Linked DNA regions of Homo sapiens: region 1 is linked to region 2. Evidence: chromatin loops called from intact Hi-C (ENCODE). Cell type or tissue: CD4-positive, alpha-beta T cell. All regions are shown on one strand. Links, peaks and the distances in the headings refer to the core of each region. The heading gives the core; the rest is flanking DNA.

Region 1 (5,538 bases), core at 508-5,507, 230 kb before region 2:
ATGTGATTCTAAGACTCTGGTATGATTCCGTGTAACCTGGCATCCTTCCTAGAAGTTAACTTTGTTAGGCAGCTATTTCTGTAAACAATCTGAGTAACAGAAAAGCTACATGACCAGATGAAATGGCACCACCTGCATGTTCTCTACAAGCCTCTATGGAGCTAGTGCTTGGTAATTAATTATTAGAAGCTGACACCAAGAACTGTGGTCTCATTATCTTTTTTCCAAGGTCCGTTAATACCGGTTGAACTTGACTTTCAAATATGTCACCATTTCTTGTAAAAATCAAACTACTGTATTTGTAGACATATTACTTGTATCAATTAGCTATTGCTCTGTAACAAACCGGCCCAATATTTAGTGGTTTAAAACTGCCACTGTTTGCAGACAATCAGGAATCTGGGCCTCACTCAGATATTCTCATAGGGTGATATGACCACAAGCCCGGGACTGTCATTACTAGATAAGTTAGTAGATTGGACAATAGGAGTATTTCTGAATGTCATTCATATACCAGGGTGGCTATTCATAACTACCAATGCCTGCAGCAGGTCCAGGCTGTCATGTGAGCTCCTTGACTCTTGGGAATATGATTCAGAAAATTTAGTGAGAAAGTGAAATATAATATTACTGTGGAGTGTGTGGTAGGTTATACTAACAGCCTCACAATGAAAGTCTTTAAGGTTCTGGAGGAAGGCCTTACCTTCCACAGCAAAAATATCCTTCCCATTTGAAAAGTAGCTTCTGGCCTATTGCTGGGTCAGAATAGAGAAGGAATATCTAATTATATGACATCAGACAACTCTATGGCTTCAGCTTCTCATGATGACCTGGGTATTTTTGAATTCACTGAATCATAGAGTGGACAACAATCCATGGATTGAAATGCTATATTCAGAATTTGGCCTAAACAGGTCTAGAGGGATTAAGAAAGTTCCATGAACAGATGGCTCAAATTCCCATTTTTCTTGTCACTGTTAACACTGGTGCCTCTCCCTGAGTTCACCCCTAGGGCTTCATGGAGATGCTTGAAGCCAGCTGATGAATGATGAAAAAAAACCTCAAGCCTGATTCATGGATGGGTTAGCTCAGTATGTTGGTGAGCACAAAAAAAAAAAAAAAAAAAAAAAAAAAAAAAAAAAAGACTGCAGCTTCACCGTAGACCCACCCAGTCATCTTATAGGACTGTGGTGAAGAGAAATCCTCCCACAGGACAGAGAGGCAAGCAGCCATCTTGAGAGGAGGGTAGCCTGAGGTTAGAATATAGACTGATTTCCAGGCAATGGAAGGTGACTTTTCCTGCTCTTTAGAGGCCTGGAAGGAGACAGTCTGAAAGATTAGAAACAAGAAGCCTGGGAAATGTTAGAAGATTCATAAGAATGTATCCAGAGCATGCAGATCCTTGTCTACATCTACCAGAGGGTAAGCCAATGTACCAGATGACTGGTCAGTTGAAGTTCTTTAGCCTCTCTTTAGTCACTTACAACATGCACAATAGGCCCATGAGTGGAGTGGCCATGTGGCAGAGATGGAGATGCTGCACACACTCAACATCATGGCTTTTTCTCCCCAAGGCTACCTACCACTGATTACATGATCTTCCAGCAGCAGAGGCAGATACTGACCCCTTCAGGACAAACCAGGTGTTTGACAGCAAACTGACAACATCAGACCCCTTCCATCCTTGGGGGAACAGTGATTCATTCTATGGGTTTGCTTTCTCTGATTATGGTGTCTCTGCCTGCCCTACCATTCCAGATCTTTAAGAATGCTGAATTAGCAATGTGGGGTGATTCATGATCTTGCCTGAAATCAAGGAAATGAGGGAAATGAAACACCAGGCACGTGATCTTAAGATCTGCCGTTCTTACTAAATGTCACATCACTTGGAAGAAATCAACCTGATCTAATAATGAAGTGGCCTCTTAAAGTGTCTGCTTAGGTAGTAGTTTGGAGACAGGATCCTGTTTTTTGGGGGTTCAATATTCCAAGTTGCAGTATATTCACTGAATCAATGCATGGCACACCATTGATACATGATGTTACATGACATGGTGTCTCCAGTAGGTGGAATATGTGGGTCTAAGGACCAAAAGGTAGGAGTAAGAGTAGCCCCCGTAGTAACCTATCTGCAGCATGTATGCTTCTGGGTTTTGCAACTTTGGCTCTGCTGAATTAGATATTCTTATTCTTGGGATACGGGAGAGTTCTGCTTCTAACAGGGATTAGTAAGTATCATGAACTCAAAGCTGTGACCACTGCATGGTAACTATGGATACTCATGATGTGTACAAGAGGGCAACTAAAATAGCTACTATATTCATGGGGATAGCTGACCCTAATTATAATGAGAAAGTAAGGTTGCATATGCACAGCAGCAGGAGGAAGAATGAATCTGGAAGTCAGATGATTCAGTGAGATGTCTTGTGGTACATCTAGGCCTGATGAGAGCAGTGAACTGTCAACTACAGTGAACAGGGCGTGACAAAGTAAAAAAAAAAAAAAAAAAAAAAAATCAAAGGTTCAGACCCCGCATATACAAAGGTCCGATTGACTCCTTCAGACAAACAAAACCGACTAAACTCCTCCTGGCTGAGGATGAGGAAAATCTAGAATGAGTGAAGGTGGTAGATGATAAATATCAAATATGGCCTCATACACAGTTGCAGTGGAGGAGTGGAGCTTTTTTATTTTTATTTTTTAAACAAAAACATTTTTATTAGCTCTTTTGTAGAGATTGAGGCCAGCCATCATTTTGAAGACATGGCAACAGATTAGATTTAACATGAGATAAGTAAATTTGAATATTGCAAGCGGTAAATTGCATCAGATGCTTCCTGTGCCCTGCTTCACATCCTCTTAGCTGTGTGGGTGTCACTACAGCTGCAGCTGGTGCAACAGTTCTGTGTGGACTTCAACTCCTTTGTACTGACTGCATCTTGCCTCAGCACGCGTTACACATCTTTTACTATCTGCTGTGGATATTTCCTGGTTCTACAGGGTAGGAAACCTGAAAGAGCCTTCTTGACACGCCCACCCATGAACAGCCTGAAACTCAAGATCTAAAGACATTATCCCCACCCAGAGGCAACCAGAAACCAAAGGCTCAGGAGCTAATGAACAAATGCTTCATCTTGTCTATCCTTGGGTGGAAAATTCTGGCAAGTTGTCCTAGCTACCCTATGACCAACTCAATAATGGGTTCTGCATTGGCTTTTCTTCCTTCTGTTTCACTCTTGCTAGTTCTTAATTTCTGCTTTCTTCAATCAAATAAACTGCTTGCACACAATTCCTAGTCTCAAATTTTTCTTTCAGGGGAACCTAGCCTAAGCCAGAAGGCAAATATGATGAAACTATTTGCTTAAAAAGATTTGAAACTAGATTCCTATGAACGAAAAGGGTCGGCCAGGCACCGTGGCTTAGGCCTGTAATCCCAGCACTATGGGAGGCCAAGGCTGGTAATCACCTGAGATCAGGAGTTCGAGACCAGCTTGGCCAACATGGTGAAACCCCGTCTCTACTAAAAATATTAAAAAAAAAAAAAATTAGCCGGGTGTGGTGGTGGGTTCCTGTAATACCAGCTACTCAGGAGACTGAGGCAGGAGAATTGCTTGAACTCAGGAGACGGAGGTTGCAGTGAACCAACACGGTGCCACTGTACTCCACTCAAGCCTGGGTGACAGAGTGAGACTCCGTCTCAAAAAAAAAAAAAAAAAAAAAAAAAAGGTCATTCCTCCAAGATACAGCTGTCACTGTCATAAAATTTAGCATAAACAAATACACCATCAAATGCCCCACTATAAAATGTAACATCCAGCAATTACATAGTAAAGGATTTAAGGTGACATCATTCATTACAGTATATGAATGATCCTCCTGACTAAATGGGAATTTAGTGTTAAGTAGCTGTAAAAGCTGCCAAAGAGCAAATGTTATTGAAACAAACATTAGCAACTTATGACTAAAACCTAGGGCATCCTGACCATAGCTACAAGGTTTACTATCTCTATTATGGAGCCATTAGAAACCACCACAGGGTTGTATCCAAGTCTATTAGGAGAATAATTTAGTTGAAATTTTATACTTACAGATGAAAGAGACAGGGATATAATCATTATCGATTTTACTTTCTTTGCAAGGTTTTATTGTTGTTGTTGTTCATATCCTTCCTAAATGTGAGTAGAATGGAGAACAGAGGAAGGATGGGGAATCGAGCCATCTTCCTAGAGAAGATGAGCAACATTCTTCCATAAGCCAAATTACATATTTTGAAGAAGGAATTATTTTTAGTGGTAGAAATAGCTAGTAACAAAGGGAATATCAAGTATGTATTCACAGATTGAAAATCTTACCCACAAATTTAAAAATAAAACCCAAAAGTCTTACTTTCAATATAGGCATTTCCACATTTTCTTGTAAAGGATAATATTAATTCAGTATATAATTCTCCAGATTTAGTGTAATGGTTCTTTGTTATCTGACTTTTACTAAATCAGAAGGCAGTTTAATGATACAGGGAAATATTCACTAGAAACTGAATATTAACTATTAAATATCATCCCTGAGAATTCAGAAGAAAACTTCAGCTTTCCTCCTGGGGCAATTTTAACTCATTATCTCCTATAATCTTCAAAGACTTGTGATCTATATAAATAGCCATTTAAAGGGTCAAGGTTTTCATTACATACCAAGGAGACTTTCTACGATTATTGGAAACTTAAAACCGTACTAAAATTACAGAGATATCCTAATTCTAATTGGTTCTTGTTAAGAATGAGTTAATACACTGATGCTTGAGAATCATCAAAATTTCTTAAATTTTAACTATTTTATTTTCAACAAAAAGTGCGATGTGAACTGAATAATATTTGTCATTTAACTTGAAAATTCATGAAGAAGGATTACGAGTTTCTGAGTCATTAACAATCCTCCCATTTTAATATAACAATTGAATAAATGGGAAGAAATTTATGAACCTCTGTACATTTTCTTTTTTGACATTCTAAATTATATTATTTCTAAAGTCAAATTCAGTGACTGATAACTTAAAAAAATTCATGCTTAGATCCAAATGAGGGATTAAAGCATCTCATGTATATTCTTATTTAAGCAAAATAGCATATCTTTAGATTCAATAAACCTTCTTAATATTTGGGTATATACTTATTTATTTGCCAACAGAAATGAATGTCGATAAAATTCATCAGTCAACAACAGCCAAGAGTAACTTCTTTAGATAAGCCATGTAAAATACACTTTCACATTCAGGACAAAAGATATCCAAGTATCTCATTTCCTCTCCCTGAATCCTCCATTCCACGACAAGACAGGGAGAAAGGACTGCCATCAGATGAATGACATGTAGGGCCAGAGGATGTCCACATTTATATTTTACCACTTAAAGCTCTTCTTTAAATACCTCCCGAGAGCACCCAGTCAAACCGAATCAGAGAAGCCAGTGTTGAAATGCCAAGTAGCCACCAGATGGCAGCAATGCTTTTATGAATAATGCAGCATTCTTTGCAGTCCATCTAAGAT
Region 2 (5,944 bases), core at 490-5,489:
TTTTTTATATCAATCAACCATATACACATGTATTTATTAAAAAAAGCCATATTAATATCTTTTTAAAAAGTCATTGCATTAAAAATCTAAGGTCTTATTTATATGTGATTGATTCTTAAGTATAGAATCTCTCCTCCAGTTCGTATTTGACTGTGTTGAATATTTCTTAAAAGTAGAGACAACAAAGAGGCAGTTTGATTCATGCATTTACTTCTTTCGTTTATTGAAACTTCAACCACCTATCTCCTAAAATGGAATAAACTGGTTTAAAAAGATAAGGTGGCTGAGTGCAGTGGTTCACGTCTGTCATCCCAACTGCTTAGGAGTATAAAAAGTAAAGTAGAGGTTCCTCTTCAAAGACTTTCCTTCCCGTCTAATTAGGAATAAATAGTAACTTCTCTTAGAAGCAAAATTTATTCAAAGACCTGTGCTAACATTCTTAAATATCTGCTAGCTGTAATAAATAAATCAATATACTTTATGTTTTTAGCTCCCACAATTTAGCCTAAATATTTGCCCTGGCATGCTTATACTGGTCCAAGCAGCATTAGGTCACAGCCTGTTCCTCTTCCTTATTTAAAAGTGTTTTTACCTTTCTTAGCATTCCACAAGTTACTTCCTCCTTCCTTTGTTACCCTCTACCTTTACGTCTTTTAAAAAGTTCTAAGTTACTAGCCAATCGGGACAAATACAGAATGGGAGGTCCCATTCCAGCCATTGGAACTGGACACAGCAGTAGGGTGGACACGTCAGGTTATAAATGACCCTGTCTCCTTTGTTCGGTGTACTCTCATGGCAAAACTGCTGGCGAGTGTATCCTCTCTGCAGGAAGTAAAAATGGCCTTACTAAATAAATTAAATTTGCGTTCAAGTGCTATTTCTTTATAGCACTGAAAAACAAACATTTCAAACAGGAGACTGAGGCAGGAGAATCGCTTGAGGCCAGGAGTTCCAGATTAACGTGGACAACATAGCCAGACCTCATCTCTAAAAAAATTTAAAAATAAGCTGAGCACAGTGGCATGCCCTGTAGTCTTAGCTACTCAGGAGGACCACTTGCAGCCAGTAGTTCAAGATCAGCCTGGGCAACATGGCAAAATCCTGTCTCTATAAAAAAATACAAAAATTAGTCGGGCATGGTGGTGCACTCTTGTAGTCCCAGCTGCTGTGGAGGCTGAGGTGGGAAGATCAACTGAGTCCAGGAGGCAGAGGTTGCAGTGAGCTGAGATCCCATCACTGCACTCTAGGAGTGACAGAAGGGGACCCTGTCTCAAAAATAAAGAAATAAAATAAATAAATAATAATAATCAGCCAAGTGTGGTGGTGCAGTCCTGCAGTCCCAGTTACCTGGAAGGTGGGGGCAGGAGGATCACTTGAACCCCAGGAGTTTGAGGCCATGCTAAGCCATGATCGTACTATTGCATTCCAGTCTGAACAACAGAGCAAGACCTCATCTCTAAATATAAATAAATAAAACTTAAAGGAAGGTAAGTATTAATAGAAGCATAGTTAATTCACTGATGTTTACTCACATGAGAAACCCATAAATGTCTAGAAAATAAGACATTTTAACAGAGAAAGGGAAGCAATTCAATGCATTAGTTTGTAATTCAAAAATTTTGCAATTTACAGTAGGAAAGAATTTTGAAAAAACACTTTTACCAACATAAGGCTTGATTAACTAAAGATAATTTTGGTTAGAACATAGTCTCAGCAGTGAAATGAGCAGAAAGAGGCTCAAGGGAAATATGTAAGTGATTAGAAGATCCAGAGAAATGCATATCATTCTTCTTGTGGCTTTTAGGGTTTTAAGTTTAGATATTGACTGGGTAACATAGTAAGACTTTATCTGTACAAAAAACTACAAAAATTAGCCTGGTGTAGCGGTGCACACCTGTAGTCCCAGCTACTCAGGAGGCTGAGGTTTAAGTTTAGATATTAAAAAGAAAAAATAAATCAGTTCTCAGATTATAACTGAAAATAAAAACTTTGTCTAGGTGACTCTAATACAGTGTGGTAGGAAAACAGTGGCTGGAAGAATAGGAATGTGCTTCCTTTCCCACAAGAGAAGGGTGAATACTACTAGAAAAGCCAGTCCACTGCAGAAAGTATGCCAAAGTGAAGGCGTCTAAAAGGAAATTTCCAGGTACGTCTGAGAAGTTATTTGCAAAGATATGGGCACCAGAGGAAATTACTTTAGGTACAAGCTCTTCCTAAGGTATGTCCTGGTGCTTCTGATATTGTCACACATCTCGCTGATACAAACTTGCAAGGAATGCAGAAACTTTATTTTGTTTTAAAATGTTTAAACAAAATATTTATCTGAATGGATACTATAAAAACAACTCAAATATCATTATCTGATTTACTAAGCAGATTTTTACTCAAAAAACTGTCAAAAATATATATCACTGGCTGAAAAATCTCGTTACTGTGTCTATTTTCCAAGTTAAAGAAAAATTCTGCCATGAAGTGAAAACAACACAAGCTCCATCTAGTGGTTAAACTGAGTAGGTGCGCTTTAAATTGAGACAGAATGAAATGAGGTGATGATCACTATCCAGTGGTGAAATTTAATAAAAACAGAGGAACTTGATGCTGCCATCCAGTGGCCAGAATGAGAAACTGCTGTAAGTGTTCACAGAATTATGCAATTTTAGATTAGAAGGAATTTTGAATCTTCATCCTGTCACTCATTTGATGCTGAAATCCTCTATAAGTTTTTGCCAAAATATCATAAACTACATGATTTTAGAAGGAGACATGAAAAAATTTCAAATCCTTGTTTGAATAGTTCTATGTAAAACTTCTATTAGAAATATATATGCACATTTACTTAAAATATATTTTACTTAAATATAGGTATACAAAATATACAATTACTTTATATATTTACATTATTTATGTAAATATTTATACATTTACATTATATATGAATTTTATACTATATAACCTATATATTTTTACTTGGCCACATTTAGTCTAACACTAAATAATAGTATCTAAGGAATCACAATTTCATTTTCTTGTTATGTATATTTATCATTTCAGGGTGAGACTAAATTTACCTAAATAAAAATATAAATTAATTTAAAGGAAAATATTGAGTCAGTGATAGTGGAGACTATAAATGGACATAATGGCATAGAAGTCCCAATTTAAAAAAATCATAAAACCACCCTACCTTATGAGACAACCTTATTTAATCTTTGGTTTACTCTGATTATTCTTTTTTCCTTCAAGTAAGTCTTTCCTAGCTTTGTCACATGGTACTTGGTCAGTTCATTCACCTACAATGAACTAGAAAAAGTACAGTCCCTAGTAATCACATCAGGCACACAATATTTTCTCAATAAATTTATGTTGAATGAGCGAATTTATGAAGAACTAAATATTGCATGCTTATTTGGTATAAAGAGAGGCCAAGAGAAGGTTAAATAACTTATTCATGTTTAAACAGATTCTAAGTGGAGTAAAAAACGTATCTCCCCAAAAGAGTTCCATTTAATATTTACTATGTGCCAACAATGTGCCAAGCATTGTGCTGGGGGCTGGTGACATGAATGAAGGGAGACCCTCACCACATCATCACTGTCCTAAAGGGGAATGCTGCCTTCTGTCCCTTGTTCATGCACAGTGCACATGTATCATCTTGCTGTGTAGCAGAGAAAGTACTATGAATTGTCACAAACAGATCAAGAAAAAACGCAAAGATGTGGGAAGGTTGAAACACACATCACTTACCTCTAAACTAGCATGCAAGGAACAGACCAACAAAATGGGAGGATTTGAAATTCGGAATCCACAGACCCCAGGGATTAACTGCAGTTCTGAGAAATTAATATCATGTCATTATCATAGAAGGTAACTTTAAAAGTGTCCATAAAGATACTAGAGTACTGGAGAGTAAAAGAGCAAGACTTAAACTTTTCTTCCTAAGTAGGATTTCTGAGATATTTAAGATAAGCTCCATGGAACTAAAATATCGACGTTATTTCCCGTTTACCAGCAGTTCCCACCTCCCTTGTCCCCAACTTCTTAGCAGAACACCAGAAATCTTAGACCCAAGGTAAAAATGACCTCTTCTGGAAGTTTTTCTGGATCTCATTCTCTGCCTTCCTATTCCCAAGCCAGGATTCCTTATTCTGCTCAACATTTGCTATTCTATTATGAAACCATGTCAATGAGAGAGAGCATCAGCTTTTAGTGGCATGTAATTGTAATGTCTCCCAAAGGCAGAAATATGAATGAAATGACCTATGAAGCTGACTTTTAGCTCTAGGATTGTTAGGTCAAGTGGTTTCTCTTACAGAACACACACAGACACACACACACACACACACACACACACACAATAGAGGGAGCTTTAAAAAAAAGATCTGCCTAAGTATATAAAAAAGGTAAATTAATAACAGATGCTCTACTAATTAGAATTAAGCAGATTGAACTGTAGCAAGTTAAATTCAATAGGGTTAAGATAGCTAGTCAGAGATAAGTTAACACTATGACTGACTAAAAGAATGTTAAAACTTGATGACTTTTTTATAGTTATCAAATCCAGGATTAAGCAAACTATGGTGATATGGTTTGGCTCTGAGTCCCCACCCAAATCTCATCTTGAATTGTAATCCCCATATGTCGAGGGTGGGACCTGATGGGAGGTGAATGGATCATGGGGGCAGTTTCCTGCATGCCGTTCTCATGATAGTGAAGGAGTTCTCACAAGATCTGATGGTTTTAAAAACAGCAGTTTTTTTTGTTTTGTTTTTTTTTTTTGTTTTTGTTTTTGAGATGGAGTCTCGCTCTGTTGCCCAGGCTGGAATGCAGTGGCGCGATCTTGGCTCACTGAAACCTCCGCCTCACGGGTTCACGCCATTCTCCTGCCTCAGCTTTCCGAGTAGCTGGGACTACGGGTGCCTGTCACCACGCCCAGCTAATTTTTTTGTATTTTTAGTAGAGATGGGGTTTCACAGTGTTAGCCAGGGTGGTCTCGATCTCCTGACCTCGTGATCCGCCCGCCTTGGCCTCCCAAAGTGCTGGGATTACAGGCGTGAGCCACCACGCCCGGCCAAAAACAGCAGTTTTTATGCACTCTCTCTCTTTCTCTCTCTCTCTCACCTCCCATCACCTCATATGTGCCTTGCTTTCCCTTTGCCTTCTGACATGATTGTAAGTTTCCTGAGACTTCCCCAGCCATGTGAAACTGTGAGTCAATTAAAATTCTTTCCTTTTCAAATTACTGAGTCTCAGGTGGTATCTTTATAGCAGTGTGAAAACAGACTAATATATGGCCATATGGCCTGTGGGCCAAATTTGACCCACTAGTTTTGTTTTTGTTTTTGAGACAGAGTATCACTCTGTTACCCAGGCCTGAGTGCAGTGGCTCAATCATGGCTCACTGCAGCCTTGACCTCCCCGGGCTCAGGTGATCTTCCCGCCTCAGGCTCCCAAGTAGCTGGGACTACAGATGCATACCACCACTCCTGGCTAATTTCTGTAGTTTTTATAGAGACAAGGTCTCACTATGTCACCCAGGCTGGTCTCAAACTCCTGTGATCAATTGATCCATCTGCCTTGCCTCCCAAAGTGCTGGGATTACAGGCGTGAGTCTTCGTGCCAGGCCCTGCTTTTTAAAATACAGTTTTATGAAAACATAGCCACAATCTTTCACTTATGTATCACCTATGGCTGCTTTACCACCACAATGACGGAATTGAGTATTTGCCACAGAGACTGTATAGCCTAGAAAGCTTAAAATATTTCCTATCTGGCCTTTCACAGAAAAAGTTTGCTACCCCTGATCAAATTCAATTCCTTTATTTCCAAATAAGAAAACCCATCTCAAAGAATTTAAATAACTGGTATAATAACAGATCTAATTATTTTAGCAGCCAAGGTAAAATACAGGTATCCTGACTTGACTGGAATATCCCATTTTGCAATT

What was found. Peaks named below come from ENCODE experiments on the same cell type or tissue, not always from the same donor. Only the 100,000 strongest peaks of a DNase experiment are listed, where the experiment ranks them.
Region 1: a loop joins it to region 2, with 6 times the contacts of the local background. A loop is called at or near these places in 47 of 110 quality-filtered maps.

The regions. Positions count from the first base shown.
Region 1 is chr2:143,259,513-143,265,050 of GRCh38, reverse strand. The region is part of intron 6 of ARHGAP15 (Rho GTPase activating protein 15); the gene reads right to left. Among named protein-coding and RNA genes, the nearest start is that of ARHGAP15, 130 kb to the right of the region's middle. In CD4-positive, alpha-beta T cell, for the core only: a CTCF peak has its summit at 5,482 (motif pointing right); DNase peaks (open chromatin) are centred at 1,730, 2,420, 2,900 and 5,470; H3K4me3 peaks cover 520 bases; H3K27ac peaks cover 4,025 bases.
Region 2 is chr2:143,031,122-143,037,065 of GRCh38, reverse strand. It overlaps KYNU (kynureninase), which reads right to left. Exons shown (of 14, transcript NM_003937.3): 12 at 3,745-3,830. Among named protein-coding and RNA genes, the nearest start is that of ARHGAP15, 95 kb to the left of the region's middle. In CD4-positive, alpha-beta T cell, for the core only: CTCF peaks have their summits at 2,356 and 2,555 (motif pointing left); a DNase peak (open chromatin) is centred at 2,565.